Linked DNA regions of Mus musculus: all the other regions are linked to region 2. A link is a loop called in an ENCODE intact Hi-C map of the cell type or tissue named here. Cell type or tissue: left cerebral cortex. All regions are shown on one strand.

Region 1 (4,000 bases), 170 kb after region 2:
TAATTCACTGTCTACAATTCTGATGTATAGTAAATGTTCCATTAATATATACCAAGTAAATAAACAATGTTTTTTGCTGAAACTAATCTTGTGAAAAGGTATTAATAGTGCCACAACAGGAGACAAAACAGATTACATTGACTATGTCTGTCATTTGCTGACTATTTAACTTTAATGTAAAGTTGTATAAACCAACTCAGATCCTGAATGTTTCTACTGTACCATAAAATTGATAGCAACAGTTAAAGCAAGCAAACAAAACACACATTAACTTAAATAACTTGTCTTTTCCTATAAAACCACCAAACGTAAAAAGTGTCACATTAAACTATGATTCCTTAGTCTAGTAAATTGCTTTTCTAATTTCATCCAAAGATACAACAAGACAGGTCACCATAATTTTTTGTTGTCAATATCAAAGAAAGACCCTGTATTTCTAGATGTCTATACTATACTTTAAAAGCCTGTTAGATGATGTCAATCATTAATTTATAACCCCTGACTTGTGTTAACAAAATTTGCCATTAAAACATTTCAAAGTTCTTGAATAGGTATTTTTCTCTTTTGATATGGATTCAAAAAACTATATGTAGCCTGGGCTAGAACATCTAATATATGTCCTACCATATTTTATACTACCCACAAATATCAAATTCTTAAAAATTTTCTTGAAAGCTTCCAAGTAGGCTAATGGCCACCAAAATTCCAGATGTAGAATATATGATCTCTGAGTTAAATCTTCTGCCAACAATATTTCTTATATTGTCCATATTGTTAAATTTCTCATTGAATTCCATTCGTTTTATTTTTAATATGTATGAGTGTTTTTCCATGCGTGTATATAAATGCGCATCACATCTAAGCGTTGCCTGAGGAGGCCAGAAGAGAAGGTCGTCAATTATAGGAGGTTGTGAGCTACCATATATATTTGTTTTGAATTTTGAGACAGGGTTTCATTACCTGGCTGACCTGGAATTCTAAACGGACTAGACTGGCCTCAAACTCCCAGAAATTGGCCTGTCTGACTCATGATCAAGAAATACTTCACTCATAAAAAGCCTCCTTTTAGCAAGGTGTAATGATGGGAATCTATGTTCCAGCAGTCAAAAGACTGAGGCAGGAAGAGTGTGAGTTTAACATTATTTGGGCTGCATAGTGAAGCTCTATCCTAGGAAAAAATGGGGGAAAAAAATCTATCTCAATTGGTCTTTCTATCTCTATTCTTTCCTATGCACATTACATTTCTGATTATATCATATACGTTAAGTAAACCTGTCTTGTGCTGATTTTCAGGTAATTCACTCAGTAGCCCAGGCTGGCTTGGGACTGAGCAGTCCTACTGAATCAACTTCCCAAGTCCTAAGGCCATGAGCCATTTCTAGTCTATAATTCTCTTAATGGCTAATTAGGAGTTGCTATAAACTATATGAGCTTGCAGTTTTCTCAATAGAATTGAGTTTATATGAATGTCAGAATAATGAGACAACTATTTACTAATTTCTTTAATATTCAAAATAAAACTATTCTTTTTTAAAGTAAAGGTTTACCATTATCATATATAATCATCCCATATGACATAAAATACCTTAAACTAAATATTACAAAATACCCATTGTTAAACTTTCTCTCATCTTTCCTCTTCTATTATCCCTAGCCTCTGGTAACCAGTTTTCAAGTCTCAACTTCTAGGAGATGAGCTTGTTTTAGATTCTATATGTCATTGAATTCATACAGTATGTGACTTTCTGGTGTGGCCTACTTCACTTACTGGCCTTCATTTCTTTCCATGGTGTTGCAAATGACAGAAATCTGCCCTTTTTATTTCATTATTTATGCACTGATTTCTGATATTTAGGTTATTACTATTTTTGACTATCGTAAATAGTGCTGCAATAAACATAGGAGTAAAGATGTTTTGATATTAATCTCACTCCTTTTAAATAAATATAATAAGTCCAACAGTGTGATTACTGCATATAAATGTTGTTTAGCTAACACACATATTAAAAAAAATAATTGAAAGAGTGGAATTAAGGAGGTAGAGAGATAGCTTAGTGGTTAAGATCACAGGCTGCTCTTTCAGGGGACCTGGGTTTGATTCCAATCACCTATATGGTAATTCATAATAAATGAAGATGAGAAGTCTTTGGTATTCAAATTGGAATCTGAATTCCCTGCGGGGCCATTCTACGCTAGCTTAATTCAACTAACTCAAAAAGAACTGAAGATGAGGAAATTCTCAACTTCTGGTCCTATTCCTACCCTCAGAGTTAGGACTGAGGACTGAGCACAAATACACTCAAGGTCTGACTGAGCACAGTGAGACAATCTTGATAATCACTTAAGGTCAGGTCAAGTTGGTTAGAGGAAGAATGGGCACCATAGATGGGAAACTGATAAGTTAGTTATATGATTGATTTAGTCATCTACAAGAATGGAAACAGAAGCTGCCAATACCATCCAACAGATAAAGGACATGACTACCTTAATAAGCAACAGTGCTAAGTAAATTCCTAATGACTTCTCATTAGGCAGGATTCTTTGCTTATACAGCATACGTAGTGTTCTACACTAAGAAATATGAAAATAGATCTAACAGGGTTGGACACTTAAGGATGGTAGAATACAAGGTCTTCAAAAGTTTGCTTCTCATAATGAAAAGGCCTTATTACAAATTCAAAGCATAGTATGGCATTTGCTGCTGTTCTAGGGTGTGTTCACAGATTACATTTTCAAAGTCTGATATACTGATGTGGCACTTCTTTACAGAAAGTAGACTAGATGCAGAACATTCCTGGATACTAGAATACTGATTTCCATACACAAGGCCTGGATTTTGCCCAACAGCTCCACAATCTGAAGATCTGAAATAGGTACTTGATAAGGCAAAGAATCATTTTCTCCATGATCTCCTCTTCCCTCTTCCCCTCCCAGCCTCTCTTTTTCTCTGTATACAAACATTACATAAAATATAAAGGTATCAAAACATTACATAGTTCCCTTAAAGTATGTAAAACTTTATGTGTCAAATAAAAAATAAAAGCTGCCGGGCGTGGTGGTGCACACCTTTATTCCCAGCACTTGGGAGGCAGAGACAGGTGGATTTCTGAGTTCGAGGCCAGCTTGGTCTAAAAAGTGAGTTCCAGGACAGCCAGGACTACACAGGGAACCCTGTCTCAATAAAACCAAAAAAATTAAAAAATAAATAAAATAAATAAAAGCTATGGTCTAACTAGCCTGAAGTGTCAGCAATTAAAAGTCTGAAACAGCTATTACAGTCTGGAATGAAGTTATGCCGTGGATATAAGTATATATGCATGTTTCCTCACATTAAGGGGTAAGACAAACTCTTTAAAAATCATACAGTATTCTTTAGCTAACATTTTCAATTTTTCTAATTTAGAGATTAATTTCTTGGTTGTAATTTTTAGCTTAAAGATGTTTAAATTCACTTCTCTACTTGTATGTTCAGCCAGATATGGCATATTTGAAAAATGACAGGGGATAACTTAGGAAGGGATAGATATGGCATACATCCTAGTAATCCCAGTGCTGAGGAGGTTGAAACAAAAGGACTGAAACTCTTGAGACCTGCAAAGCTATACACCGAATATGAAGCTAGCTTGGGCTATACAGTGAAAAAAAAATGAAAATTATTTGGCTATACAACACTTATACCTTAGTTGCATTGATGAAACATGTTTGTAACCTTCTCCCCAGGATAAGAAAATTTTCAGCAGCTGATGGAAGTAACTCCTTGTAAAATTCTTCTCCATCTTCTCCTGGCTCTAAGCCCACACAGCAATGGCTGAAATAAGAGTATAAGCTTGTATTAATCATAAATATCATTTGAATAGTCTAACTTCCATAGGCATTGTGCCTTAATGAGAACCTTAAGTGTCATTCTTTTGTTGACAAGCCAATTAAAAAGTTGCTAGAAAATTTCAGCTTTCTAAGGAACTAAGCTGTGAAATGGACCTCGCTTGCATTTAGTTCCAGG
Region 2 (4,000 bases):
GCCTATAATCCCAACATTTACGGATAAACACCCTTGGTCCGAGATCGAGACAGCACCCAGCCTGACCTAGAGCAAGCCCTTATCTCAAAAAAGCAAACAAGAACTGGGTTAAGGTTCTAAGACAACATGTGCCTTCCAGCTTTGCTCTTTGCAGTCCAAAGAGCCTGCATCCTACACCACACCCAGAAATTTGGTACTTATATATATGAAGTTGTACCACTGGACATTTATCCTAAGCAAACCCTCGACATGGTGACAGGATCTGGCCAACTTGGAAGTTGTTTCTGGGAAGGTGTAAAGACCCAAAAACCAAAGAACGCCCATATCTACTGGGGCAGTGGTGGACTAAAACACCATCAGCTGTGCATGCTGGCCAAGAGGGAAGCCATCCCCAGGGTTGAGTCCCAGGCCGGGTACTGGATAGCAGCCCTGCCTCCAGCTATCCAGCTCCGGTGCGGGAGTGCATGGCCCTGATACTCTCGCAGCCCATCTCAACCCCTGCTGCCCTCGGCCGCGTCGGCCCCGCGGGTCGAGTACCTGTCCCTGTGAGCCTCCGGCCGCGTCCCAGCCCCGGAGGTGGACTCAGCACCGGTCCACACCGGAGCTGAGGGCTAACAAAGCTATCACCATCTCCCGAGAACGTGTCGGAGCCGGACGATGAACGCCGCCGTTTCCTACTCCGGCGCGGAAGACTCATTGCAAACAAGCTCCTCTCGACTGTTCAGGACACGACACAGTCCCATAGGCCTCCCGCGCGGGAGAACCCCAACCTAGTGACAGCTACCGCCTCCATCTTCCCGCCTCCATCTTCAAATGCAGGCCTCCCAGCACGCCCCGGAACCACAGAGTTCTCCTGGCTAGAATAACCCGACTACCATAGAGTGGTGAGGGACGGAACAGCCCGCGCTGATATCTGGCTTCCGGCCTCCGCTGGCGGCTGGGGATAGAAAAGGGGATAGAGTGCTGGAGACATTAAAAGGAACGGAGCATCTGACTGCATTCGTAGATTGTTCTAAAAACATTCCTCCTGTTTTTACTTATTTCTGGTTTGAATCGGAAGCTAATGAGTTGCCCTTATGTGAATAGATTAGGAAAGTATCTCTTCTTTACTATTGTATTGTGTTTGTTTCTTTTTTGTTTCTTCAGATTGTGTAAAAAAAAAAAAAAAAGTAGGGTTTTTTGGTAGAGCGTAATTTGTGCGGTTTTCCTCTTGTCAAATACGTGAATTAAAATAACAGATGGGGGTGGAGTAGAGGACACGCCCGGGTTAAACATTCCAGGCTGTAGACTGGTTCAGTGTCAATTATTTTGGGTTATCTCGGCCCCTTAAATAGCCACTTGTTTGGTCACACAACTCTGTCATGTTCTTGTGACTATTAAGTAAGTCGTTTGGGAATGTACGAATTTGGGAATGTAGCTTCCACCAACCCAAAAGCTAAGCATGTTATATGCATCTGAGCCTTACAGCAGAAGTTTCTCTTGATTTGCTGGATCTAACCTACCTGAAGTTTCCATTAACATCAATGTATCTTTAAACGTCTTCAGTTATAGCTCTCTTTGCTCGGAAATATAAAAACTCTGTAAAACTGCTACCACAAAACAGTATATAGAACAATTTAAATTTGTCCCTGGGGCCATAGTAACTCATATTTGTTCCAGAATAAATTTTCTTATTCCCTCTGAGTTGAGAACTGCACTTCTGTGTTGGCAGTTGATAGGGAAGGGATTATTTCTGCGGTTATATCCTGAGGATTGTATGATCAGAACTGGAGATTCTGGATAGATCCCTTTGGTGTTGAAAGAGGAGGCTCTGAAAGCACATGAGGGGTCATTCTGAACAAGGAAGTTAGTTATAGATGTGCTTTGACCAACTTCTGGACGTAAATCGGTGCCTGGTACTTGCCTAGTTCCACAGTTCATCTCACCAAGCCAACAAGTGGGTGACAAGCCTATCCTGAAGAAATTATGGCCATTGGTTTGGGGGAAGGATGTGGGGAGTGAATTTAGGAAGTGGTTAAACAATATTCTAAAATCCCACCAGAGGGAGGCATTACTCCATGAAAGAAACGCTTCCTTCCTTTATGCATTTATTCACTAGGAAATTATTGGGCATCAACAGTACACTAGTCTCAGTGTCAGTGATGCAGGGTGGAACGCTTCCTGCTCTGAAAGATACTGGTACAAACATTGACTAAATTAATTATTAATTTAAATTGTGACTACTGCTCAGGGAGAAATTCCTAGGAACAGAGGACTATCAAAGGAATCCTGACTTATAGTCTCAGTGGAAACTAAAAGTCCAGCTGTAGACCTACACAGTCTGGGTCTGGGTTTAGAATGTATTGACTGTGCTATCTTGGGCATCTTGCATAACCCCTCAGTATTCCCACATCATATGAGAAGAGTAGGAGTCTATTATCTGTGGATGAGTATACAGAATGCTGAGACCAGGGCTGCCACATAAGTTCTGTTCAGAGAAAATTACATTACATATTTTAACAAGCCCTAATAATAATTCAAGACTGTAATGAAGAAAGAATAAGCCAGAGAAGTCTCTTACGATTAGCCCATCGAATACTAACTTACTTTATTATGTGAACCATGAGGAGATAAGAAAGTCCACTGGGGAAGCATTGAAAGGGATGGTCTGTGTCCTGCCACAAGCCTAAACTACGCATTCAAATCTTCAATATTTATTCCCAGTATTTTTTAAGTCTTCAAAACTAAACCCAAAGCTACTTCTCAAAAATATCACTACCATATACCTGGCCATAAACCCACACTTCGGGAGGTTGTAGGCCCCAATAAGCAATCGACTGGTGTTGAATTGCTAAATGGGCATGTTACTTTGCCATCAAAAATGTATCCTTAGACCCATAGACTAATCTTATTCTCAACTTTGGCAGAGAAACATCTTTCTGTAGCTAATGCCGAGACTCATAATTGGTCAGAGCGCTGGGAACAGATGACTGTTGAATGTTCAATCCTAAGAGGGGTATCGATATAAACCCTTCCAAGGCTCAGAGAACACTTGGGAAGAGGGGCCTAAAGAATGTAAGGAGGATGGGGGCAGTGCTGTGAGATGCTGTCTTCTGGACGTGACATAGCTGTTGCACTCCGTGAACTCACCACAGCTGTGGTCACATGATCAAAACAACAAGATCAGTCAATTTTCCGACAGGCAGCAGTGACTGAACTCAGTAAAAGAGAAGACTTAAGTTCCCCACTAGCACCCACGCAATAAGCCAGACAGCAGCAACCACCTTTAATCCCATCACTAGGGAGCTAGAGATGGGAGGATTCCTGGGGCTTGTTTAAATAGCCTCAATGAGAGAGCTTGTCTCATAAAATAAGGTGGAAACTGATAGGTGAAAAGTAACTGAATTCCTGGCTTCGATAACATGTTTTAATTGCCTTTTCATGTACTGCTTGACTATGAGGAAAGGCAGAAGATGATTCTTAAGGGATTGTGTTTAGGAGCTACAGAGGGAAAATTATCTGAAATGTAGGTGGAAGGGGAAAGAAGTTTATTCTTAAGTAGGTATATATCAAGAGAGAGGCTAGACCAACCCCATCAAGGCTTAGAGAACATCCAGAAATGAGTGCAAACTGACTTCTAATTTTAAAAGTTTACTCCCAGACTCTTGTCCAACTCCCTTTCCTGTAGAGCATTAAATTAGTTAAACTGCTCTATTCTGGCTGCTGGATTCTTGAATGAAACACACACACACACCAGTTAATTTTTATATGCCTTAGCTAGCTCAATGGCTGGGCACTTCTAATCCTCCCTGTGGCTAGCATATATTTCTTTCTGACCTTCTGATACTCCTAGCTTAACACCTTTTTCTTTTTAAATTTATTTATTATATGTAAGTACACTGTAGCTGTCTTCAGACACTCCAGAAGAGGGCATCAGATCTCATTACTGGTGGTTGTGATCCACCATGTGCTTGCTGGGATTTGAACTTAGGACCTTCGGAAGAGCAGTCAGTGCTGTTAA
Region 3 (4,000 bases), 66 kb after region 2:
ACTCTCTTTTCTGTATCTTGGGTATTGAGATCCAGAGAGAAAAAAAGGCACAAACATCACAAAGGCATTCTGCATCAAAGCCCAAATGGACACCATGCAAACCATATTTAGGATAAATTTTAAAGTACCAACAATTGAGTCAATTTGTTTCCCATTATTTTATTTCTTTAAAGTAGCTCCCTCCCTTCCTACTCACCTTGTCCATCCGGTCTCTCTCCACTCCAAACCGACCGCCATAGCCATGGGATGCCTTAGGCCCCGATTCCAGCTCCTTCTTCTTGAGGATGTCGTGCTCCTCTGACACTTTGTTCCTCAGCTGGTGGATGCTGCAAGGAACCACACACCTAAGACTCTCCACAGTCAGGGAGATCGACAGACTGCTTCTCAGAAAATGGAAATCTTTTGTAGAAAACTCTGAGTCCCTGAATGTATCAGTTGACAGGCTTAGAGTAAAAGGTTGGTATAAGCAATGTAGCCTGATTTACGCTCTCGAGAAGCTAACATCCTGTTGTCTGTTGTCTTTTCTCACTAACATAACCTGTGTGTCACAGAACCAATGAGCCCTCTATGCTAACAAAAGACCTGCCTTCAACCAATTAGGCGGTCTGTCTCAAGAATCATAAAGATGTGCAAATAACTTCCAGCCTACACATTCCTGTCCTAAGAGTCTGCCCCCCCAAATAACTTTAAATACGGCAAAGCTTAATGTCTAATGATTAAAATATTACAGATAATAGAAAACCAACTAATCTGTATGCCCAGGACTTGGAAAATAGCTTAGAAAATTGAAATGCTGCCTTTCAATAATGTAATGACAGTCATTAAGACTGATGCTTAAAGAAATGTAGTTTGGGGTAAATTTACTAGTATTTGTGTATTTATTTATTTATTTATTTATTTATTTATTTATTATCAAGCATTAACATTCTCCAACGTAAGCCTGATAATTTCTGGGAATAACAAACAGAAACAAAGCCACAAAGCCCACTCATCATTATCTGTTAGAAGAGCTTCAAGTTCCTATAACTGAGACTGGGATTCTGCCTCTGAGAGCACACGACGCTGGAGGCAGCAAAGGACACCCACTCCTCTTGCTTACTTTAAGCACCTGGGCATACAGATTAGTTGGTTTTCTATTATCTGTAATATTTTAATCATTAGACATTAAGCTTTGCCGTATTTAAAGTTATTTGGGGGGGGGGGCAGACTCTTAGGACAGGAATGTGTAGGCTGGAAGTTATTTGCACATCTTTATGATTCTTGAGACAGACCGCCTAATTGGTTGAAGGCAGGTCTTTTGTTACCACCTTACTACCATGGAGGCTGCAAGACCTAAGAGGGTAGACATCCTGAAGACATGAGTTGACAGCTCGGCAGTTGTACCAACAAATGACAGACAACAAAGGTTCACAAATTGGGAAACCTTGCAAGGACTCCTGGGACCGCATAGCGTTATCTAGAGGAGAGAACTCTCAATTTTAGAGATCCAGCTTTCTGCAATTAGCAAGGGTCTGGGGTCGTTACTCTCCTTGGGACTCCCCTAGCTCAGGCCCAGCAGAAACTGGTTCCAGGCAAAGTGGCCGTGTCACAGGAGAGGCCTTCTCCTTTCATGGAAGATTAGACCCATCTGCTGGTCTAGTGGGATAATCTCACTGAAGGCTTTTAAAAAGCCTTTCAGCTTTAGCCGTGGTTAATTTTAGAGAGCTGGAGAGGAATCAGATGAACCGGATCCCAGTGCTGGCTGCACCCTGTGTTCCCATGCCTCACCTGACCCCACGGGTAACTGGGAAGCAAAGAGTCAGTGTCAGCTCAACAGCCTTGGGGCTGCCAGGGTCTGAAAAGGACGGGGCGGGGCGGGGCGGGCGGGCGCCCGGAGCTTCTGAATGGCTGTGTGAGGTCCCCAACTGAAGAATCCAAGTGAGGAAAGAAGGGCCTGGGACAAACATATTCAACTGAGCAAATATGCAAATCCACCTACTGAATTACAGTGTGCCAATCAGGGGACTGTACCAACAGAATTATGGCCAATCAGGGGACTGTACCAACAGATGACAGTTTTTAAATGAAAAGGTTGTGGACCAAAAAAAAAAAAAGTACAAAATATTTTACTTTGTTTTTGTGGTTGTTTTGTTTTGTTTTGAGAAGCAGTCTCTTCCACCCAGGATAGCTTCTTATAGGTATCTGTAGCCACACCCAACTGAAAATCCAACTTCTTATAAATTCCTTTACCATATAGCTGAATCCATCCCAAATGGCTCTTAATATATAATCTTTTTATTTGATAAATATCAATTAAACAGCTTTTGAGTGTGAAGTGTTGCTAGGCTCCAAGGACACAGAAGATCTCACACATGGAGACAGTGGACAGATGGAAGGGATACAGGGAAGCTTTCAGAGTGGCAAGTGTCATACCTAGGAGACTTTTGACACAGTGTCTCTGCTTCACGTTTTTCACATGGCTTGTATTGACGGAGCAAGCGAATCTAGCAAAATTCAGAGCTTCCAATGTGAAACAGGAGCAATAAAGGCATAAAGCGGAGCAGTTCTGACAATAAAAACTTTATTCACCAACAATATGGTCATATGTTTAGAAAATCCTACATTATCCACAAAGAAGCTACTGGAACCACTAAGCTTTCAGGATACAGAGTCGCCATTATCAAAGTCGATTGCATTTCTATCTGCCAGCTGCAGACATTTGAAGACCAGAAATTAAAAGTAAATCATAGTCATAACATAACATGAAATGCTTTAGGACAAATTTAATGAAATATGATTTAAGACTTGAACACTGAATAATACTTCTGAAAAACTAACTCAAAGATGATCTAAATAAGTAGAGGAATGCCACGGGTTCATAGATTGGAGAACTCAATACTACCAACATGTTTCCTATCCCTCTAAATGGTCTAACAACTCCAGTGGACCCCCAGTCAAACTCTCAAGAGGCATTTTTTTTTCCCGAGAAGCTGACTAGCTAATTCTAAATGTATGAAATTATAGAATCCTGGGATAGTAGGAAAAGCTTTTGAAGGAACACGCAGTTGGAGGCCTATTCCATTTCAATGACTTAGCACACAGCTATAATAACAGCACTGTGGTAGTGTGCTGTCAGGGCAAACATTGCTTAAGGAAGCAGAACAGAGTCCAAAAGTCAACCATACAGAAGGTCAAAGAAATCTGCTAAGTCAGTGGGAAAAAGAGTTTGGATTGTGTTTGGAAATTGGATATCCATAGAGAAGAAGAGCCTTAACTCAATTGCATGCCGCACATAAATATTAAAAAAATAAAATTTTAAATTGAGCCAAATGTTTGAGATAATCTTTACAACTCTGAGGTAAATTTTTTCTCTTAGACAAACAAAAAACAAATAAACCAAAAAACCCACTAATGATAAAATAATCTTTTTATATAAATCAGACTTCATCAGAATTCAAATCTTGTGCCATTCAAACAATACCACCAGAAAATTAAAAGAGCAATCATTCCTCTTGGAAGAATATTTATAAAATACTCATTTTACATAAGATCTGTTTCTAAACTATACAGGGAACTCAATAAAAGTACATTAAGTACATTAAAACTGAGTAAATATATGAACAGACATTTCAGAAAGAAGATAGGTGAAGAGACATGAAAATGAAGCACATGAAAAATGCTTAATAGGTTTACTCACCCAAGAAACACAAATTAACATCTCTGCATACCCACAGAGTGGCCAACATTCAAAATACCAACAATAACAAGTGCTGACAAGGACACGGAACAAGTGCAACACATACATTTCTGGTAGAAATGATCTATGACAAATTTCTTTTTGGAAAATAGATTGGTAGTTTCTAAAAAGGTAAACACTCACTGACTGTATGAATAAGCAATTAGATCTTTAAGTATACCTTGGAAAATATAAAAATATATGTCAAAGGAGAGAGATGTGCTCAAACACTCAGAATATATTTGGAATAGCATCAGATCAATGAACAAATCAAATGGTACCATA
Region 4 (4,000 bases), 180 kb after region 2:
GAAGATGTAAAACTTTCCAAGAGAATGCATGTTGTCTTACTCTTTCCGGTGTCTACATTATCCTGTTCTTTGTAAGAATTCATCAAAATATGCTTAAACATTCCCTTCACTGGTGGCCATTCTGATTGCAAATTACTTTATACAATATGGTAATAAAATCAATGTGAAAGTATACATCCACTCACTTGTGCCACTGAACAAATCCCTCTTGACATTAGATGGCCACAAAATCAACCACCTGGGTTTCTCTAAACCAGTGTTTTCATCTATGAACATAATAGCCATCCCTTGTCCCTAGACTTCAAAATTTATAAGGCATTCAGCAATGATTAAGTCTAAAAATATGAAAGTATTGCTGAACCCAAAATAATTATTTAGAGAGCATGTATTAACTCATTTAACCACCTCAACAATTCTAAGGAATGGCATTATTTTTTACATAGCTATTATTATTTCCCCAATTCTAATGATAAACACATTTGTTTGATTTGCTTGCACAAAAATCACATTGAGAGTATGAAGCTGACGTACAAGCCCAGAGATTCTGGCTTCAGAACCTTCGTGCATAAATACATTGAACAATCTCTCCTTGTATCTTTAAAGGGTAGAAGGCAAAAAATAATCCCTCATCCATCTGAAAAAAATAAATTGACAAACCTATTTAAGGTAGAAGTGCTGAAAGCATAGTCTGATGCCACAATTAACCTGAAGAATCACCTGAGGGGGCTCACTGTAGACTTTCTCTGAATAATCCTCCAATACAAAGCACGCTTTCTCCTACTTCATAACACTTCTGTGAGGTGGGGTGTGTGTGTGTGTGTGTGTGAAGGCAATTATCAATCAATTGACGCTCTTACCCTACTGCTAGACTGATCTCTGAGAAATCAAGAGTCCCAAGGCCGCGCTCTTCAGTGCTTCCAGGAATCACTACAGAAACAAATGCCAGAAACAAACGTACAGCAGTCAGTTACCCCTAACCCTAGGCTTCTCCGTCGCCTCCGGAAACGCCCCCTCCTCAGGTCCTAACCCCGGCGGGAAAAGCCTGTGTTTTTAAAGGGCTAATTAAAAAATAATAAATAAATAAATAAATAAATAAGAAAGAAAGAAAGAAGAAAAAATAAATAAATGAACGGCCCTTAAAGGTAACTGCGCGGCTTCCAGAGGTTTCCAGTCTGGTCACATCACCTGAGGGGGCGCGGCTGGGGTTCCAGACCCGCCTCAGAGCAGCTAGGCCTCAGGAGGCCCCAGGCCTGGGCCCGGCCGCCACCTCTCGTCAGGCGTCCGTTTCCACACCAAACCTGCGGGCCCGGCGCGGAGGAGGCCCACGCTCCCGTTACCAGGCCCCGCCAGGCAGTTCTGCCCTGGGTGTCTGGCGTCCTAGCTTCCCCGCCCCCCTAGGGCCTTTCCTCCATCCCAGCCGCCATCTCGGGTCTGTTACCTCATCTCTTTCCCCGCGTCCGTCCACCTCAGGGCCCGACCCGCACAGCGTACCTCAGCGAGGCGGTCTCCGCCGAGCTGTGTGCGTCGCGACGCGGGAAGGGGGCTAGGGGCGGGGATGGTGGCCAGGGGCGGGGCGGGGCCCTGGGGCGAGGGGCGGGGCAGGTGTCTCCAGACAGCCAATCAAGACTCGGGGCGCTCCAAGGGGCGGCCGCACGCGTCTGGAGGTGAAAGGAGCTGGTCCCGGGCACCGAACTCAAGCTCGCAGCCAGTGCAGCTGTTCCAGAGGCTGTGGCAGGGGACGGCGAAGGCCAAAAGCGGGAGGCAGGGGACGAGGATGAGTGGACCAGCGGGACTTGCATACCTGGACCGTCGCGAGCGGGTTCTCAAGCTAGGCGAAAGTTTCGAGAAGCAGCCGCGCTGTGCCTTCCACACCGTGCGCTGTGAGTGCAGACTGTACCCCGGGTTCCTTCTGGGATGGGAGGGTGGTATGGAGACAGACTCCTCCGGATTCTGTAATTCTGTCCCCGCCGCTCTTTGCTCCCCGGGAGACCAGATGGCACAGTGATCCACTACCCAGTTGCCAGCCTCTGTGCAGGCACCTGGCGTCCCACAGTGTAGGAGAACCCTGGAAGGGTTTAAGTGAGACTGACAGACCTGAGAGGAAGTTTTGTGGGACGATCTGCACGGGTGGCTGTGGAGACTAGCGTGACAAGTGGATGGTGCAGAGTTTGAAAAGGTGACAGACAGATGGAACAAAGGACCGAATGCAGGGCAAAAGTGATGTGGAGAGGCCACAAGGACATTTCTTCCCCATTCTGGCTGATGAGGGTTCCCATTTAGTTTGTTCTTGGGAAGAGATTGTCAGCTGTCTCAATCGTTTGTATCTCTTTCCATCTCAGATTTCATGGTCAACTAAGTAATTACTGATTATCAAAAATTGAAAGATTTTTTTATCTAGTTTCTTTACTTTAAAAATCTACCTCCTAATGATTTCTACCCTTTGGTGTTTTGTTCTCTGGGATCTATTTTAATAGGTTATCTCTAATATTGTTGAAAAAGAGGTTATAATGAGCCTTTTCGTTTTAGTAATTAAATGAGATGCCAGCACGAAAAATATAACTTAATTTTGTATGTAAAACTTCTTTTTTGCATAATAGGCCACAGAATTCTAGCGCATAAGGGAAAGGTCACTGAGTTGTGACCTCTGTGTGTGTGTGTGTGTGTGTGTGTGTGAAATTGTAGATTTTTTTTCACATCTCTTTTGCAGCCCAGCTCTTCTTTACTGTCTGCTTGTCCTACATTCTCCACCATTCTGTCCTTTTCCTTACAAGGTTTATATTCTGAAAAACACTCATTTAAAACTCAGTCTTCAAAGTTTAAGTTGTAGACAATTCATCTATAATAACTCAGAGTAAATGTAGGAAGAACCAATGGGTTTAACCTTCCATTGATTATATTTAAGCTTTATAAAAAGGCTGCATTAAGCAAAAATATCATGTTTTGGTGGAATAAATGGGAGAAGTTTACCAACAGAACTTCAGTAGTGCTCCTTGTTTATTTTGCTCTGGGTTACCATCCAGAGTTCCCCACAATGAATCAGTGAGTGTTGTGCAGCCATAGTCTCTCTCCCTCTCTCCCTCCCTCTCTCTCTCCCTCTCTCTCTCTCTCCCTCTCTCCTTCTCTCCCTCCCTCCCTCCCTCCCTCCCTCCCTCCCCTCCCTCCCCCTCTCTCTCTCTGTCTCTCTGTCTCTCCCCTTTCCAAAAGCAAGGTACTGTTCTTAACTGACCTCTCAATGCCCCTTTCCCAAGTACTATGTCCTTTTCCTCTTCCTTCTTCTCAGGCATGCAGTGATCTTTTGTTTTTCAGTACAAAGTTTAAAGTTACAAAAAAGTTATTTAGTGATAGATATGTTTATTTTTTTTATGTGTATGTGTGGGCCTGAGTCTATATATGCACATCATATTATGCAGTGCCCTCAGAGACCGCAAGAGAGCCTCAAGTCCCTTGTAAGTGGAGTTAACCGTGGCTATCAGTGACCTGATGCTGGTGCTGAGAAGGACCCAAGTTCTCTGTAAGAACAGCCAGTGGTGCTCTTAACTTCTGAAACATCTCTCCAGTCCCTCGATGTATATATATTTTACAGCTTAGATATGCATTCTCTTCCTACAGATGCAAATCCAAAATTAAATGAATGAAATACAGCTTTTGAAAAGTGCCTTGCAGGTGTTCCTAAGACTTTTATTTATGGGTTCTTTACAGGATTAATTACAGCGTTAGAACTCAAACCCAGGGCTTTGTGCATACTAGTCAAGTGCTCTATCGCTGAGCTACATCCCGGCTTTACAAAAGTTCTTAAGATGTTGAAAACATATTTTCCAAATTAGAGTCGGATAATCGAGCCACAAGAATGACAATAAACAAGCATATGCCAAAAGACAAAGCATAATCACAAGCACAGTAAACAAGCTTAGACTCCACCCTTAGTCCTGCAGAAGACTTAAAAAAATACTGTCTCCCCCCCCCCCCGCCCCACCCTATCCAATTAAGTATAATATTACAC
Region 5 (4,000 bases), 140 kb after region 2:
CCATTGATCAAGAGCACATATAACTGAGCCAGGCAGAGGCAACGCTTGTCTCTAATCCAGCACCTGGGAAGCAGAGGCATGGGTATCTGTTTGAGGCCAGCCCGGTCTATAGAGCCAGTTCCAGGGCAGCCAGGGCTATCTGGAACTATTGAAAACACAAACACAAACAAAAACAACAAAAAAAGCAACCCTAAAGTACCTAAAATAAGAAAGAGGATTTCTCATTCTCTTCATTACTTCATAAAGTAGTCTTCATTAAGGGTTGGGGATGTAGCTTGGTATCAGAGTGCTTGCCTCACATGCATAAGGCTCTGAGTGTAGTCCAGTCTGGGTTGTTACTAACAGGCAGTATGTAATGCGCATCAATGTGTCACAAATAATTTATTGCTAGTAGGTAACCAAGAGAAGTTAATGATATATTTTATAAATAAGCATAGTCTCAACATCTCTTTAATCCAAATGGGCTGAGGTGCTGGGAACAAGAGAGTTAAAGGGAAAATCTTCTAAAGATGATTACTTTTAGAAAGGACTATATTCCAGTAGAATGGGAACCCCATTCCCACCCCCCCCCAAATCGTGGAAATCCTCAGAAATGTTGACCATCATCGTGAGAAACCAAGAGGCACATTTTATGTGATCTTCAAATTCCGTCGTGACCGTTGTAGACAGATTTTTTTTTTAATTTTTCATTTAATTCTCTAGTATTTTTGTATATTTTATAATCTGTGGTGTATTTTCAGAGATATTGTTACACTATCCAAATTAACATAAAATTTACTTAATCAATATACTTAGGAATACATTCAAGATATTTTACCTGTAGCATATGCAATTAAGAATGTTCAGAAACTACTTCTGTAGTTAAACAAATGTTAAAGCACAGTGAGGACGGAAGCATCAAACAGTCCTACCAGGATCAAGGAAGTAAAGGCCGTGTAACCAACACCAATGCTTCAGGCCAGGGCCTTCTGGAAGTAAGAGACCTACCATTTGGCTATACTTTTAACCTCTAAAATTTTTTAGTTGTCCTCATTTTTTTTTCTCCCGTGTCTACTCCAAGTCGTCTCATTTTTCTAACAGAACATTTCCTGAATCTGACCCTTTACGGTCATTCCGATCATCCAAACCCTATTTACTCATGTTTCTAGAAAGGCCTCCACACTTTGTTATAAACTCTTGCACAGTCCATCTTGCTCAAATCTGGAAATCCATTCCTTTAATGGAGAGCTTCCAACTATCTCTAAAAGTCAACGTGTTTATCCATGATTTTAAATATCTGTTCCACTCCCAAAACTGTCCTCTCCTCACAGACCAACTGCGGGGCTTTAAATAAACCAGGCAAATATTTCCTTCAATCGCCCTGAGGCTCGTCCTCCTGTTCTCATTCCTGCTGCGCAACAACAAACCCATGCCACAAGGCCACACCAAGGGTTTTTTTTTTTCCTCCAGAACTCCCTTCAACATTCCCTTCCTTCTGGATCATCTCTCCGTCATCTTCCTAACCCAACAGCAGGATCATTCGTGGGCCTCGACTGCGGTAACGGCGACAGCGGAACACTAAGTTTGTTCAGGGCTGGGGCGAGCACAGGGCTGGGGCAGGTTGCCTCTAGCGTCCCCGGCTCGGTGCCCAGGCTGGCTTGCCCAGGCCGCTCGGACACAGGGCCGTCCGTGCACGTAGGGCTGACCAGCTCGCCCGCCTCCGGGGCTCCCCGGGGAGGAACGACCCTGCCGGCAGACTGACTGGGTGTCTGTGTCCCCGGGCCGAGTACGGCGGCGGGCACTGGGCGACCACCTAGGGCGGGCGGGTGAAGGCGGCGGAGCCCGGAGGTGAGGGGCGGGGCGGCCGGCTGAGCCGTGTCCCGAGCCCCTTGGCCCGGGGCTCGCAGCAGAGCCGTTGCGGAGCTCCCCGCGGAGCCTGCGGCTCCCACTCACCTGCAGGCGGCCGTCCCAGCCAACTCCGGACGCCCCCCGCCCAATCGAAGCCACGTCAGCTCGGTAACCCAAGCACGGCGCCACCGTCGACGCGCCCCTGGGAGTCAGCCACTCGCCGTGAGACGGAAGGCTGAATCAAGGCGTCGACCTATCGGAGCGGTGCTCAGGGCGTTGCTATGGGAACCAGGCACGCCTTGTTTGTAACTAACTGCGTTACACTGACAGAAACCAACCAATGCCCTAAAGCCTTCCACTTCCTCAAAGACGGAGCCAATGGATTCTAAGAAGGACGTGCCGGGTGGAATCACATGGTGGGATGTGACCCGGAAGAAGATCCAAGGAGGCCTGAAAACACCGAAAGGGGTGGGCTTTCGGCAAAGATCAGGTGTTTGCTGTATGGGTTGGAAGTTCCGGTTTACCCTAATTTCTCATCTCGCGCTGTTCCCACTAAGGACTATGGCCTCGGCTTCTGAGGAGACTTTGGACTAGGGGCGCCAGCTGCTAGTATTTGCGATTTTGTGAGAACCAACCCGGAGTAGAGCCTGAAACTTGGTCCTTCCGATGGGGGAGAAAGCGATTTAGTAACGGAACTCCGATTTCAACCTGACGTCACAGGACATCACTCAGGATGTGAGGGTAAGAGACAGTATTTAAGAGTTGAAACGTTCCCCTAAGGAATTGGCTCTTCAGCTGGGATAAGCAAACAGATTTAAGGGCTCGGGCTCTGTGAGGAGTCAGTGAGAAAGAAGCTCCAACAAGAGACAGAAAAGCGATTTACGGGGGCGGGGGGGGGGCGGTGAGGAGGGAGGAAGGGAAGAGAGGAGGGGAGTCATTCTTTTTTAATGATGTCACCATCGGTAAATTTCCCAGGATATATAATCAATCCCTCACCTATATACATGAAAGCAACCCTAATTAAACTCAATGTATTTATTTTTCTTTTAGTGACATAAAAGTGGGGGTGGAGTGCTGGGAGAGTTTTCTAGAGGGACTGAGGAAAATAAGAGTGTTCATGATCAAAATGCATACATGTGTGAACTGTCAAAGAATAAAACCATGTAACAAAAGAAATGGTCTCACTCTTCTGATTTTCTGTTACCCAGTTCCCTCTCAAGGCCTTCCTTCATCTTCCCCTACACCAAATATAGACATCCCAAGACTTCCAATGTTGTGCCAAGAAGCATTTGTGAACCCCAAAAGACCACCAAGGAGCCGTTTCTAATGTAATCACATTAGGGTCTCTTTATTACAAACTCGAGTTTGGGCTTACTCACCACCGGCCCACAGGACGGTTTGGTGAGGCAGCGCAAAACTCTCACTGGGACAGGGTTTATAGGAAATGGAAGTAAGTGAGGGAGGGTCCAGCCTTGCAAGCATGCAATTGTCTATTGTAAGCCGACAGGTAGGTGCTCTGAAGCAAGACCGTATACAACCACTAAAGGTCTGAAAGTATATCTGAAACAATCAGACTAACCTTTGATTATCTGTTGCTAGGAAGTAGCTAGGGGGTAACTGGCTAAGGACAAGCCATTCGGTCCTTCCTGGTACTTAGGTGCAACTTGTGTTCGGGTGGGGGCCAAGTTTTTCCTTTTAAGATGGAGGCAGGTTCCAAGATGTTTGGCCTCTCACTAATTTGTCTTCCAGATAACATATTTTATTTTCAACTTAACATTTATTCAAATATTTGTCAAATGTAAATTGCATGTAACTATCACATATATATTTGTATATATATGAAAAAGTATATCATATATACCACAAGTATAATATACACCAATAAATCACAAGTTAGAAAAAGAAATGGCCAATTAAAGGCTTTTTTTTTTTTTATTGAAAAGCAGTGTATGAGGGCTAGAAAGATGGCTCAGTAGTTAAGAGCACTTGCTCTTACAGAGGACTCACTGGGTTCCCAGTCCCAATATCTGGTGCCTCATAGCTACCAGTAACTCAAGCTCAAACAACCCCTTATATTTTGAGTAAATACCCCCACATAGACACACACACACACGCTCACAAACAAGCAGTAATTGAACATACTTTCCATTTCACCATTTTAAAAAGGAAATAA
Region 6 (4,000 bases), 92 kb after region 2:
ATGGCAGAACAGTTATTCTTAAAACTTGTTGGGACAGTCTCACTACATTGCCCAGACTGCCTTAAGTGAGCTACATAATCTCGGCTCGTCTTGAACTCACAACAGCAGCCCCTCTGTGCTGGAGTTAAGACGAATGTGCCGCCACACCACTAGCACTGACTTCAGGAAATCCCTTTTACATTTAACATCTTTCTTGACACGTTAGGGTTGAGCTGTACTTCTAAGACAAGCTAGGTCCTTGCTATCCTGGTCTAGTGAGTGACCAAGAGCTCAGCTGACACTGAAGACACTGAGTGACCAGCTCCATGCTTTCCCCCCAATTAATCCACTTTAAATTCTGGGACCACTTACAGCAAAAGCAGCTGGTTACCTTTTAACCCTTTTATAACCAATGCAGATTCTGTGCAAAGAAAAATCCTCACCTTGAAAATGGTAACAATATGTCTGCTTCTCTTAAGACCCAAACTGTGGAGTGTGTGGCAATGCGGTGATTAGAAACATTTACCCTTTTCTATGGCAATAAAAATCCATGTGAAGAATGGCCCCAACCTCTTAAACACAGATAGGAAGCACACACTCACCAATCGATCTCTGTCATTCTGGAGTGAAGACATGGCTTTTTTCAAGCTCTGTACTTCTGCTGGGCTGGAGGCAGCTGAAGGGGCTGCAGCCCTCTGCTTCCCTTCCTCAGACTTCCGGAATTTCTCCAGCTCACTCCATAGGCGATCTCTCTCATTCTGTAGACTGGTCATGGCTTTGGAGATGGACTGCACTTGGTTGTGAGAACTTTCTAGTTCTGAAGATAGGTGAAGCAACTGCTCGTCTTTGGATGTGAGCTGCTGGTTCAGTTTCTCAAGGCGGGACAAGACGTTCTCAGAGGTGGACAGGGGAAAGGCAGCCTGGGAAAGAACGTCCCCCTCTCTGCTTGAGTCCTGCCACTCTTTCAGCTGGGCCAGCTCCTTGAGACTGGCATCATACTTCTTTTTCAGGTCACCAAGCTCCTCAGTGGCATGATCTCTGCTGTCCTGCAAGGAGCTCATTGACCTTCCAAAGGCCTGAATCTGCGCCATAAGATCCTTATTCTCTTTGGTTACCGTAAGCAACTTCTGTTCCATCTCAACCAGGTCTCTCGCCAGCTCTGCCACCCTCTCTTCGGCTGTTTCTGTCTCGTTTCGCATTATCCCTGCGTCGTGATGGAGGTGCTTCAGCTCTTTCTTCAGCTGATCTTCAATTTCACTTACCTTCCTGGTAGCTTCCTTCTGTACACAAACTAACTCCTCTTCCAGATCTGCAGTTCTCTTCTGGGAGGAGGAGAGAGCCATATTTAGCCTCTGGAGCTCTTCTTCTTTTGCTTTCAGTTGGGCATGGTAGACACCTAGCGTTCCTTCTTCCTGCAGGGCGGTCAACTGTGTCTGTAAGTTTTTGATCTCTTTAGACAAACCTTGTTTCTCCTTCTGGAGGGCATCGGAGGACATTTGTAGGCTTTGCTTCTCTGCTTCTAACCCTTTCAGCCTTTCCTCTAGCTTTGTACACTCATTTCTCAGCTCTTTATTCTGCTGTAGCTGAGCATCAAGGAGCTGCTTTTGCTGAGAGTCCTTTATGGCTATCACCTCGTTCAGGTCCCGCCTATACTGGACCAGCTCCGCATCCAGCTTGGCATTCTCAGAATTGAGATCATCCATGTGACTTCGCAACCCTCGCATCTCCTCCTTCAGTTTATTATTCTCAGCAGCAGCATCTTGGATGAGCTGGTCTTTTTCCAAGATTGCAGAGAGATGTCGCTCTTCCAGCTGCCGATAGTCACTTACGATGCGGTCCCGGTCATCCTGGAGAGAGGACATAGACTTCACAAAGGAGTCCAACTGAGCCTTCTGCTCAAAGCTCTCCTTCTTGATGGCTTCCAATGCTTCTGTGAGCTGATTGGTTTTCTCAAGGGCCCTTTTGTTTTCCTCTTCTAAGGCCACATTCTCCTCTTCCTCCTGGGACAACAGGTTTTCTAGTTCTTTGATCTCTTTACTGTGTTGCTGGTGCAGTTCCTCAACAGCTAGTTGGATCGCCTCTTCTTTGCCAGAAAGCAGGCTTATGATCTTCTGTTCCTTCGCATTGATTTCGTCGTGCAGCCGACTGGTGAGTTCTCTGGAGGCCGCTAGGTCAGTCTCTAGCTGTTCACAACTGAACTTACAATTTTGGATATCAGCTTCTTGCTGCTTTATGATCCCTTCCAAGTTGTTTTCGTGTTCTTTGCATTTTTCTAAAGAGTTATTTAGGTCAGTTGTCTGGTCTTTGAGACTCTTAAGTTCTGATTCTAACTTAGTTAATTCATTCTTAGAATCATGATACAGCTGGCGAGCGTCTTCTAACTGAGACGTAAGTTCTTTATTTTCCTCTTGCAGCTTATCATAAGCCTTCTGGTGATGCTGGAGCTCCGTCTGGGCCTTGGACTCCCAGATTTCCTTGTCATGTTCAAGCCTAGGGGATGGGGACAGGGGTCAGGGGGAAGAAAGAGGGTAGAGAAAAGGAGGGGAGGAGAAATATTAACTATATGATATATACCTAATTGATCTACAAATCAGACAATATTCACTATTGAAGGTTTTCAGATATCTTAGTTCTCTGTATCTATACACGTGTAATAACATGATCTAACACATAGAAAAAGATAACATATTAAAGATACATCAGGGAGATCTGAATCATGGAAGTTTGTTCCTTACTTTACTGATCCCCAGCCTGAGATACTGAAAAGCAAATCAACTCCCAAGTATTCTACTTTGCTCCAGACAAGCTAATGGTAGGTTTCTTTAAAGCTACAATCTTGGCAAAAGAAACAGTAAGGTAATGAAAGGGGAGGCGGACTAAGGGTAGAGGTAATGCTGGCTCCTGAGCTTGGAAAATGATATTCTAGAGTTTGAGTATAGGGTTTCTAACTGACAGAGAGAGTACAGTTGATGACAACTGTGGCAAAGAGAGAGGGGAAGACGACTCAGGGCACTAAAGCAATCCTTTGGGAATAAGCTGGTGGAAATCTAGACACAGGTAGTCAGGTTGTCAAGAAATCCAGAAACAGAAATGGGAAGGCAGAGAAACCTAAGCTGTCTCTTAACAGACATTGGTGGTGTGTGTGTGTGTGGGTGGGTGGGAGGGAGTAAGATATCAGTGATTTTGTTAATGATTTTATAGTGATACACATTGTAACAAGAAGTTACAAAACTAGCAAAAAAGCGTTAGAAGGGGAAGGATATACATTCTAAAGTAATTTAAAACAAACATTGGTTCTGTAACAAATAAAGAATAAATGAAATAATAAAGTCAAAACAGTTTAAAAGCTTTCCTTGCCTTTACAGTTCTCTCTGGAGGGGAACATGTTGGCTGCTTACCTGGAGACGGTGATCTTCAATTCCTCCATGTGGATGGCCATCTGTCGGAGCTGATCCTTTAGAGCAATGCAGTTCTCCTCTTTGAGTCTGACCTCTTCCTCTTTGGTTTGAATGGCATCGCCAAACCTCCGCTCCCATTTCTTAGCTTCATCGATCACCCTGTCCCGGTCATCCTGCAGGGATGACATGCTCTTAGTGAAGGCTGCAAGCTGGGCCAAGGTGCTATCCAGGCTTCCCTGCAGCTCCTTCATCTCCTGGTCTTTCCTGGTCAGACTGACTTGAATCTCTGCAAGCGTTTCTTCCACGTGGGCCTTCTCTCTGTGCAAGGCATCCAGCTTCTCTTGCATGTTCTTCTTCTCTTTCCGGTGTTTCTCCTCTGCTTGCTCCAGTCTTCGCAAGAGGTCTTCATCTTTTTGTTTTATCTGGCTTTTGATGGATTCTTTGTTTGACTGAAGCTCCTTTTTCAATTTGAGGTTGTCCGCTAGCACTCTCGCAGCTTCGCTTTGGGTGTCATCGAGCAGTATCTTGAAGCTAGATAATTCAGCTTGTGCCTTCTTGCGGTGTTCAACTGCCTGGGCCAGATTTCCTTTGGTCACATCCAAATCCTTCTGGGACTCGGTGTG
Region 7 (4,000 bases), 86 kb after region 2:
ACGTGTGGAGAACAGAGAACAACTCTCAGGAGTTGGTTCCATCTTTCCTCTGTGGATCACCAGGGTGTCGAGCAAGCACATTCACACACTGAGCAGCCTTACTGGCTCATGTCATACGAGTTCTGCTGATAGGACACGTGCACCCCTCACCCCAAACATACATTTCGGAGATTCACAACTCTCCTCAAAGACCACCTCTGGACTCAAGTCTCACTGAACTAAAAGAACTTTAATTCTGGCAGACACTACCTATCTAGGTTTCTTAGAAGAGGGCAGGTCTGGGGAAGAGCTCTTGAGAACACTGACAGTCAAAGAGCAGCAGGAAGACAATGGCTCAGGGAGATGGGCGGGAGATGCCCACACATTCCTAACATAGAGACGATGGGGTGAAGTTTCTGTATATTTGGTGTATGGGTTTCTCCGAGTCATTCTTAAAGACCCACCCAGGGCAAGGAGAACATAGGCTGTGTTCTTGCTCTGGAATAAACACCCAGCTCTTATAAACTTCTGTTTGTAAGAAATATAAACGTCTATTCTCAGGTTATGCTGAAGCGGGGTGTCTGTGCCAAATCTTATCTTCAGAAAGAGAAAAAAGAAATTCAGTTTCAGTCTAGCAGGAGACACGTACCTTGCTGTTTAGCTGCTGAATTCTTAGCTCCTTTTGATGAATTTCCTTTAAACTGTCATTGAGCTGAGTCCTGAGAAGTTCTGTCTCATAAACTAGCTTTTGTGATCCATCGAGGGAAGCTGATGTCTCTGGGGATGCCTGCCAGGACCAAAACGTCAATAAAATGGTCTCTTAAGAGTGTTTGTACTCAAACCCTCCCTCTAGAAGAGATTGCATCACCCTGAAAGAGCTGGGAGGAGGCGTGCCTCATGGCAGCAGACGGGCAGCTGGAGGCAGCTTATGCTTTTGGGTAGTGGCACCCTGTGTAGAAATGTACGGATCTCCTCACCTGTCGCTGGTACTGTGTGGAGAGAATCTGAGCCTGGGAAGAAGACCTCAGCTCCCTCAGGAGACTCTGCAGATGACCAAGCTGCTGATCTTTATCTGAGATGGCCATGAGGAACTGTTCCTTCATCCTCCTCTCATGCAGCTCCCAGGAATTCTTCTCCATCCTACACCATGAAAAAAAGAACGGCCCAAATACACTCATGACAGGAAGAATAATTCCATATTCAGAACATTCTTATGAGGTATGAGTGACTAATACATATCAGAGTGAAATTTATTCTCTAAGTGGAGACACCCAGGAAGCTGCTGAGAGCAAGGCCATGCCAGCACCGGAGGGAAAGCTCTTCCTGGCCGGGCTGCAGTGCCTTCACAGAAGGGCTGGCATTGGGTTTAGAACCTGAGCAAAGAGCTATGTTTCCAAATGGGAAGAGCAGTTCAAGATGGGCGTGAAAACTCAGCACAGGGCACCTGTATGCACGCAGAGAGTGAACTTCAGAACTGTAGGAGTTGGTGTGTAGAGTAGGTATGTATGGAATGAGGGTGGCGAGGTCATGCAGGGCATGGGAACCCACAACAGTCTTTCATCAGTCAGACCCACGATGCAGAATTAACATCAGAGCCAACTCTCAAGGACTTAGAACTCTGGCTCCTGAATATACCAGGTCTGAGACCTGAGCAAATGAATCTCACCAAGTTTCTTCCATTAAATGGGAATAAGCTAGTTATTCCTTAAGACTACTGTAAGGGCTAAATGAGGCATATCACTTATCAAACATAAAGCGTGGCACATATTAAATATTAGGCAGTAAACATTACTTGTTGTTATTTTTATTTACTTCTTTTCCCAAATCTGGTGAAGAGTGGGACTTCTACTGAACACCAGCTACTTCCCTGCTGTGCATAAAGACCGCTGGGTATGGCATGCAGTGAGTGGCACGGGAGCTTTCACTGGGGGAAACTAGGCAAAGCACACACGAGTGCTCTCTTACTGTTCTGCAGCACTCTAAGTCTGTAACTATTTCAAAACAAAACGTCAAGATAAAATAAAATGAAATAAAATAAAACAAACGCTTCGGCTACGGTCCTACCTGAGCTGACGCAGCTCGTGTTGCCAGGAGAGGTTTTCCTGCCTGAGCTCCTCCTCCATCACCTGTAGTGCCTTTGTCTGATCTTGAGATTCTTGGAGCTGAGCCTTCAGCGGACGGAGCTCGGTCATCTCTTGGCTCATCTGTAAGTACTGCTGCTGCAGATTCTTCAGTTCCTTCAGCTTTAACCAGAGGGAGAGCAGCAATGGGTGACTCACGTCTTACTCCTTATTGACCAGTAGCTCCTACCACAGGCACCACGGACCGTCAGCACCTTCCCACAGCGCAGAGACAGCTGAGGGACTGCTGTCAAGGCTACTGTCAAGGCCTAACCATTCCTTTCACTTGTACCCCATTGGCCTCCAGGTCTGAAGCTAACACTCTAACTTGGAGCAGACTTAAGGGACATACAGAATGACTGGACAGAATCCATTTAGACCTGCGTCCTTATTAGGCTCTCTCTCACAGGAACACCAGCAAGCTTTTCTTTGTTGCTGTTTACTTATTTGTTTTCTGTTTGTTTCACAATTCTTGGGATCAAACTCGGGCATCAGGTGGTAGGCTTGCACCCATCCCTAACCCACATCCCTGTTGGACCCCAGTCTTAAGCTGAGCTGATGTTGGCTATATAGAGAAAGGGTAAGCACCCTGGTGGTTACAGACACCCTGGCTCTAGAATTAGATACCCTACTGTTTCTTGGATGGGAGGACACCTAAGTCTTTCTTTCCCTCATCCACTAAATGAAGACAATAACAGTACTTTTCCTCATAAGAATATCAGAATTAAAAATTAATAGATCTCACACACAAAGTTAGTGGATATTATGATGGATTTGCTTTTAGCAAAACTGCATTCTATTTTAAAACTCTTCCCCAATACTCAAAAGTTTGATGAAGAAATAATGTCAGGACATCTGGGAAAGACAACAGCCTTAAACACACACACACCTTTCACCCACTCAGAAACGTTAATACTACCACACCAGTGGCCTTTTAAAAAGCACCAAACGCAAAAAAAAGGATCAGGAAGCCAACAAGGGTCAGCAGCGACACACTCAAGGTTGAAAAGCAGATGAATAATGGTAACTGACTTAACGCATCGGCGACAGCTGGATCTTTAGCTGGTGATAGAGAAGCCAAGGACCCAACAGAACTTACTCTGCAGAATCTTCAAAGGGCTCAGGAATTAACAGCACCAGGTACATCTGGAAAAAATGGTGATGGGTTGGAGGGAGGCGGGAGCTGAGACAAGGAGGATTCTCACAGAGCTGCTTCAGATGTAACTGCACGCTAAGTTCTTCTCAGTTCTGACTTTTTGGTAACCTCACCAAACAACCAGTTTACTCTCTGGAAAAGGTAAAGGATGTGCCCTGGGAGCATGAAAATCTCAGGCCCAGCTGCAAGTAAGGGTACCGCTCTACAACAACTGTGACTGGTGACATGACGCATGCCACAGTGATAGCTGCCCGTCCCTTCCTCAGCTTGGAGATGAGAGTTTCCTTCTATCCAAGAGGTGAAAGATCTCTCAAAGGTCTGATCAGACCCAGAGGAACTAAAGGCACCAGCCTCAGGACCACGATCAATGAACTCATCAGATCACATTGCATTGAATTCACAGCAAGTCCTTCCGCAGGCTTCCTAGATTCTACTCCTCATGTGAAGATGAAACAAGGATTGCTCTTCATGCAAAGAACAGCGAACATCAGGGATGAAAAGCAACTGCTGAGAGAGGGGAATTCACCAAAGTAGCAGGGAGAAGCTACGCTGATGAAAGATGCAGCAGAGAATGCTGGCAAAGAGAAACACTACAGCAGCAAGGAAAACGTACAAGGAAACCTTGCTAGAAGGAGAGGTCAGAGGGCAGGGGCAAGTAGGCGGCAAGCACACACCCGTAGTCCTGGCCTTTGAGAGGTTGGTTCAGAAAGACTGTGCATTCAGGGTCAGCCTGGACTACTCTGAA

The links. Hi-C counts contacts between places; a loop is a spot of excess contacts. Peaks named below come from ENCODE experiments on the same cell type or tissue, not always from the same donor. Only the 100,000 strongest peaks of a DNase experiment are listed, where the experiment ranks them.
Region 1: it touches region 2 in a loop (5-fold over the local background); 7 of 42 quality-filtered maps call a loop at or near these places.
Region 3: it touches region 2 in a loop (4-fold over the local background); 10 of 42 quality-filtered maps call a loop at or near these places.
Region 4: it touches region 2 in a loop (6-fold over the local background); 11 of 42 quality-filtered maps call a loop at or near these places.
Region 5: it touches region 2 in a loop (7-fold over the local background); 29 of 42 quality-filtered maps call a loop at or near these places.
Region 6: a loop joins it to region 2, with 4 times the contacts of the local background. A loop is called at or near these places in 5 of 42 quality-filtered maps.
Region 7: a loop joins it to region 2, with 2.2 times the contacts of the local background. A loop is called at or near these places in 7 of 42 quality-filtered maps.

The regions. Positions count from the first base shown.
Region 1 is chr16:36,835,324-36,839,323 of GRCm38, reverse strand. Iqcb1 (IQ calmodulin-binding motif containing 1) reads right to left here. Exons shown (of 15, transcript NM_177128.4): 5 at 3,679-3,808. It also overlaps a transcript of Eaf2 not described here. Among named protein-coding and RNA genes, the nearest start is that of Iqcb1, 8.9 kb to the right of the region's middle. In left cerebral cortex, no CTCF peak of the experiment used is centred here; no DNase peak of the experiment used is centred here.
Region 2 is chr16:37,008,597-37,012,596 of GRCm38, reverse strand. Polq (polymerase (DNA directed), theta) reads right to left here and starts at 811. Exons shown (of 30, transcript NM_029977.2): 1 at 538-811. The coding sequence starts at 697. In left cerebral cortex, CTCF peaks have their summits at 896, 2,032 (motif pointing right) and 3,892 (motif pointing right); DNase peaks (open chromatin) are centred at 879, 1,320 and 2,045; H3K4me3 peaks cover 1,436 bases; H3K27ac peaks cover 601 bases.
Region 3 is chr16:36,942,920-36,946,919 of GRCm38, reverse strand. It overlaps Hcls1 (hematopoietic cell specific Lyn substrate 1), which reads right to left. Exons shown (of 14, transcript NM_008225.2): 4 at 197-326. Among named protein-coding and RNA genes, the nearest start is that of Hcls1, 9.9 kb to the right of the region's middle. In left cerebral cortex, a CTCF peak has its summit at 1,650; a DNase peak (open chromatin) is centred at 1,712.
Region 4 is chr16:36,825,931-36,829,930 of GRCm38, reverse strand. Eaf2 (ELL associated factor 2) reads left to right here and starts at 1,672. Exons shown (of 6, transcript NM_001113401.1): 1 at 1,672-1,880. The coding sequence starts at 1,775. Iqcb1 (IQ calmodulin-binding motif containing 1) reads right to left here and starts at 1,531. Exons shown (of 15, transcript NM_177128.4): 1 at 1,439-1,531; 2 at 858-927. In left cerebral cortex, no CTCF peak of the experiment used is centred here; DNase peaks (open chromatin) are centred at 884, 1,384 and 1,596; H3K4me3 peaks cover 1,855 bases; H3K27ac peaks cover 622 bases.
Region 5 is chr16:36,873,196-36,877,195 of GRCm38, reverse strand. It overlaps a transcript of Eaf2 not described here and a transcript of Golgb1 not described here. Among named protein-coding and RNA genes, the nearest start is that of Golgb1, 9.8 kb to the left of the region's middle. In left cerebral cortex, a CTCF peak has its summit at 1,952; DNase peaks (open chromatin) are centred at 1,542, 2,179 and 3,093; H3K4me3 peaks cover 2,745 bases; H3K27ac peaks cover 1,763 bases.
Region 6 is chr16:36,916,378-36,920,377 of GRCm38, reverse strand. Golgb1 (golgi autoantigen, golgin subfamily b, macrogolgin 1) reads right to left here. Exons shown (of 22, transcript NM_030035.1): 13 at 3,378-4,000; 14 at 582-2,469. Among named protein-coding and RNA genes, the nearest start is that of Hcls1, 17 kb to the left of the region's middle. In left cerebral cortex, no CTCF peak of the experiment used is centred here; DNase peaks (open chromatin) are centred at 1,378, 1,672 and 2,043; H3K27ac peaks cover 665 bases.
Region 7 is chr16:36,922,855-36,926,854 of GRCm38, reverse strand. It overlaps Golgb1 (golgi autoantigen, golgin subfamily b, macrogolgin 1), which reads right to left. Exons shown (of 22, transcript NM_030035.1): 15 at 2,044-2,222; 16 at 957-1,119; 17 at 629-766. Among named protein-coding and RNA genes, the nearest start is that of Hcls1, 10 kb to the left of the region's middle. In left cerebral cortex, no CTCF peak of the experiment used is centred here; DNase peaks (open chromatin) are centred at 302, 884 and 2,245; H3K27ac peaks cover 1,084 bases.